2 separate regions of the Homo sapiens genome follow, and region 2 is linked to region 1. A link is an interaction called in ENCODE POLR2A ChIA-PET data of the cell type or tissue named here. Cell type or tissue: GM12878. All regions are shown on one strand.

The links. Peaks named below come from ENCODE experiments on the same cell type or tissue, not always from the same donor. Only the 100,000 strongest peaks of a DNase experiment are listed, where the experiment ranks them.
Region 2: POLR2A ChIA-PET joins it to region 1 with 5 read pairs; 2 of 35 experiments call an interaction of 5 or more read pairs at or near these places.

Annotation. Positions count from the first base shown.
Region 1 is chr12:77,059,612-77,062,111 of GRCh38, reverse strand. The region is part of intron 2 of E2F7 (E2F transcription factor 7); the gene reads left to right. Among named protein-coding and RNA genes, the nearest start is that of E2F7, 4.7 kb to the left of the region's middle. RefSeq lists an enhancer at 1,329-1,408. In GM12878, no CTCF peak of the experiment used is centred here; DNase peaks (open chromatin) are centred at 1,061 and 1,481; H3K4me3 peaks cover 2,139 bases; H3K27ac peaks cover 2,500 bases.
Region 2 is chr12:76,633,999-76,636,498 of GRCh38, reverse strand. LOC105369851 (a long non-coding RNA gene) reads left to right here. Exons shown (of 2, transcript XR_945115.3): 2 at 1-380. Among named protein-coding and RNA genes, the nearest start is that of OSBPL8, 75 kb to the right of the region's middle. RefSeq lists enhancers at 1-332, 1,121-1,773, 1,774-2,427. In GM12878, no CTCF peak of the experiment used is centred here; no DNase peak of the experiment used is centred here.

The sequences.
Region 1 (2,500 bases):
TGTTGTCCACCCTGCCCTCAGTTACCAGGGAGACTTTCAGGGGCCCAGATGTAAAACTATACTGTGATTTGGTGAGTGCTATACTAGGAGTAGGAACAAATTACCTGGGCAGAAAGAAGAGGAGGAAATAAATTCATGGGAAGTTCAGAGGGAGTTAAAAAGCTTCACAGAGGAAGGAACATTTGGGCTAAGCCTTAGTGGATGAGGAAGCTCAACCTACAAGAAAGCAAGAGTGAACGAGATGGACATTTTAGGCAGAAGTAACAGCATGAGGTGTGAGCATTCAAAAAAATGTTCAAGAAATCAAGAGTGGCTGGAAGCTAGTGGTGCTGAGTTGATCCTTCTTGGAATCTCTCCGGGGAATACCTGGAGTGGTGTCTTGCTGGATCAGCGGTCATTTAGAGGATTTCTTTCTTGGCCATTTGCCCGTTGGTCAAGGTCTGTAAGTACTGTATTATGTATGCATCTTCTTACCAGTCATGGAGAAACTTTTCTTTAAAACATAAAGGAGTTTCCAACTTCATTACCCGAAGTTACTATGCCTCTTACCTGTTTACAATGCACTTGACACAACAAAAGTGGAAAACAGTCTGGGCCAAAGAGGCTAGGAGAGCTTTGTGAAGGAGCTAGCACTTGAGCTGTGGCTGGAAGGAAGGAATACTGAGTCTCAGGCAAGTAGAGAGGAGGGGAGTTAGTGAAGAAGTAGAAATGAGCATGGCATATTTGGGGACAATGCCCAAACTTAATGGGCATGGGTGTTCTTTGAATGTCATTCATGTCTCTTGGGAGTGGGTGAGAATGAAGGTGAGTTCAGTTTGGAATATGTTTGTACCTGTGTGGTTTATAGGTAAATAAATATGTGCAGAAAGCAGCAGGTAGCCTGATTTTGGAATTCATGAAAGGTCGTAATCAGGTCCGAACAGGAATTGTCAGCATACAGGTTGATTTTAAAGCTTTATACGTGGGAGTGGCAAATAATGAGAGAGCGGCAGAGGGTTGTGTGTGCACTCTTGCGGTTTGGTTTGTAAGAGTGAAAATAGAAGGAGGCTGAGAAGGCACAATCAGAAGTATGAGAAGAACCAGGAGAGAAAGAAACAGTGGTATCTCACAAGTTAAGGGCTGAGAGTTCTATAGAACAAAGAATAGTCAACAGTCTTAACTGCTGCAGTGAGGTCAAGTAAGATATTTTGCCATTGACTTGATCTGGCAACTGAGAGGTGACCTAAGTAAGAGCAGTGGATCAGAACAGACTGGTAGTTTGAGGGACCCCTAGGAGGTAGGCAGGGGAAACCCTCAGTGTGGATTGCTTCTAGAAAGTGTGCTCTGGAAAGAAGGAGAGTTGTTGGTCCATAGCTAGAAGGAGACACTTTCTAACATGTAGTCATTGCAATGAGACTTAAATAGTAGACAGAATTTCAACAGGCAAAGCCAGTGGCATTAAAGAGGAAGTGGTGGTGTGAGCACCAGCTTAGCTGTGACAAAGTGCAGGGCAGGTTTGAGTAGCAGGGGGACTGTTTGGGCAGAATGTGGGATGTGCATGAGAGGGAACTGAAAAAGAAGTTGGCTAAATATGGCCCAGAGCTAATATATACACTTGACTGTGTATATTGTTTGAGATAACATGATCAAAGCTGTATCGGACACAGGAGCAGGACTAGAACCAAGACAACGAAGACCTTTCTTTGGCAGCATGAACTAGTTTACCTATAGTCAGTGTGCTGGTGTTATTAGTAATAATAATGAACATTTGTATAGCACTTCACAGATGACAGAGTGCTTTTACCTTCTGAGCTCATTATCACAGCAACTCTATGGTAGGTAAGCCAAGGTATATTACCTCTATTTATATATAAGAACTAGAGGGCCGTTTCACAGGACACTCTAATGGAGGGAGTGATTTCCAGGGTGTTGCAGGTTAGATTTCCTGAAGCAGATCTTACCCAGAGGTTAAGTGTGCAGGAGGTTTTTAGGAAGTACTCTTGGGATCAATGCCTAGGGAAGGGACAGGAAGGCATGGAATTGGACAGAAGGAAAAGTGGAGCTGCAATACAGTCACAGTGGAAATGACCCTCTGGGGAGTTCTAGGGCAGCCATCAGAGGAGTCCAGAGTTGGGGCAAGGAGGCCTGGCTTTTTTTTTTTTTTTTTTTTTTGAGACAGAATCTCGCTGTCACCCAGGCTGGAGTGCAATGGCATGATCTCAGCTCACTGCAAGCTCTGCCTCCTGGGTTCACGCTATTCTCCTGCCTCAGCCTCCAGAGTAGCTGGGACTACAGGCGCCCGCCACCACGCCCAGCTAATTTTTGTTTTTGTATTTTCAGTAGAGACAAAGTTTCACCGTGTTAGCCAGGATGGTCTCGATCTCCTGACCTCGTGATCCGCCTGCCTTGGCCTCCCAGAGTCCTGGCTTTTATATGTCTGTGCTACTTCTACCAGCCAATGAGTACAGGAGAGGCTTCCCAGGAAGTGGTGTGATCTTGGACAAGTCAGCTGTCTTCAGCC
Region 2 (2,500 bases), 430 kb after region 1:
CATGACCCCCTGAAAAACGTCAGCTAGAAACTTCTCGGAGAGATGGATTTAAGGGTCTCCTCCCATCCCCTTGCTTGGTGCCCTGTGATCATTACACTCTTTCTCTGCTGCAAACCCTGCTATCTCTGTACCTGTCTGTCACTGCACAGCAGGCATATGAATCTGTTGGTCCTATAACATCGCAACGTAACATTCCCATGTGGAGGGGGATTACACTCCATGTTCTTATCACAGCAAAACATATGTCACACGTAGCAATCTATGTAAGTGTTTGGAATCATTTCAGAGCTACATAACAGGCACCATTGTGAAATGCAGGAAACTCTGAATTTCCAGTTTTGAAAAAATTGTATTGGAGCTCTGTCTCTGCTACCCACTAACTGTGATTTTGGTTCCTTAATATCTCTGAACCTTGCTTTTCCTCTGTAAAAAGGTGATAACAACACCAACCTCATGGGATTACTGTCTGGATTAAATGACATAATGTACAAAAGCACTGTAAATATCTCTGAATACATAGGCACATATTTGAAAGTTGTTCCTTAAATGTGAAATTTTAAAACCAGGAAGCTAATTATAGATAAAATATTGAAAGAAAAGTTATAAAGGAACATTTAAAAACTAAAATTTCATTAGAAAGATACATTTTAGCTTAAGGTATATTTGAAGATAAATATTACCATCACTGGGTGCCAGCATACTTATAACAATCTTACATTTTTCACCTTACAGTTTTTTAATTTAATTATAAAAGTAACACATACTTGTCATAGGAAATTAGGAAAATACAGAAACATGAAAAGGAGAAAAATCCCATCTCACAGAGATAAGTCCTTTCAACTTTTTAATATATTTCTTCCAGTTAGCATTCTGGCTTTCAGCTTTTCTCTCCCTCCCTCTCAAAACATTTAGTGTAAATTATGTCATTAAGGCCAGGTGTGGTGGCTTATGCCTGTAATTCCAGCACTTCGGGAGGCCAAGGTAGGAAGATCTTGGGAACAAGTGTTTGAGATCAGCCTGGGCAAGAGAGTGAGACCGTTTCTACAGAAATTTTTTAAAAATATTAGCTGGACATGGTGGCATGTGCTTATAATCCTAGCTGCTTGGGAGGCTGAGATGAGAGGTTGACTTGAGCCCAGGAATTTGAGGCTGCTGTGAGCTATGATCATGCCACTGCACTCAAAGCCTGGGCTGTAGAGTAAGACTCTCTGTCTAAAAAATAATAATAATAAAAAGTATATCACTAATATATCTTTCAAAAGTAATAGTAACTTAACACTTATTATTGTTAGATAGTTTCCAACTTTTGAATACCATTACAATGACCTTGGGTTCCATAAGTGCATACCCGAATTGGTACATTCTGAATAAATCATATTTGCCTACTTACTCATTTGTCTCCCCAGCTAGACAATAAGCTTTGTGAGGAACACTTCCTTTTTTGCCATTGTTATGTAGTGCCTAATATCTTGCTTGGCACACAGTATCTCTACATAAAAATATGTGCTGTGGGCCGGGCGCGGTGGCTCATGCCTGTAATCCCAGCACTTTGGAAGGCCGAGGCGGGTGGATCATCTGAGGTCGGGAGTTCGAGACCAGCCTGACCAACATGGAGAAACCCCGTCTCTACTAAAAATACAAAATTAGCCGGGCATGGTGGCACAAACCTGTACTCCCAGCTACTCGGGGGGCTGAGGCAGGAGAATCGCTTAAACCCGGGAGGCGGAAGTTGCAGTGAGCCGAGATCACGCCACTGCGCTCCAGCCTGGGCAATGACAGCAAAACTCTGTCTTAAAAAAAAAAAAAGTGCAGGTATGAATGAACAAAAGAAAGAGTGAATACTAGTATTTCCCCCACAGAACTCGAGGGTTTTTCCAAGACAGCTTCACAAAATGAGACAACATGTGTAAAAGTTATTTGTGTGTTTTCATCTTTATTATATTTGAATCAGTATTTTTTTTAGTGTTTTTGTCGTTGCCATAAACTGGAGCAATAAGAACGAGATATTTGAGAGGTAGATGTGGGCGTTGTTGGGGGCAAGGTATGGGAGAGACCATTGTGACAGAATGGTAACCTCTTCTCCTAGACACTGGAGAGCAGGCTCTGTTTAGAGCCCTTTGTCTGCCTCTGCAAGGACAAAGCTTTCATCTTAATAGAATCCTCTGCTGGCAGCTCAGTAGCTGTTTCAAAGCAGGAGGGAAAGAGGAAAAAGGATGGTTCTGGGGGAGGGGAAATTATAGGAGGAAAACATTTTTTCCCATTTTCTACTCAAAGTATGAGTTAGAAATACACAAAAGGGGTATATGGAAAGAAATGCAGAGTGCAGCATCGACTACCTCTGTGTATAAAAAAAATGAATATTTGCTGAAATCTAGATATAATGTGTCATTCCAGAGTAGCACACTGAAACCACTTTAGAGGTGAGAAAGTGTTGGAGGCCATGGGTAATTATAGAAGGAGTGCTGTATTAGGGTAATTTCTGGTTTAAAAGGACACAAAG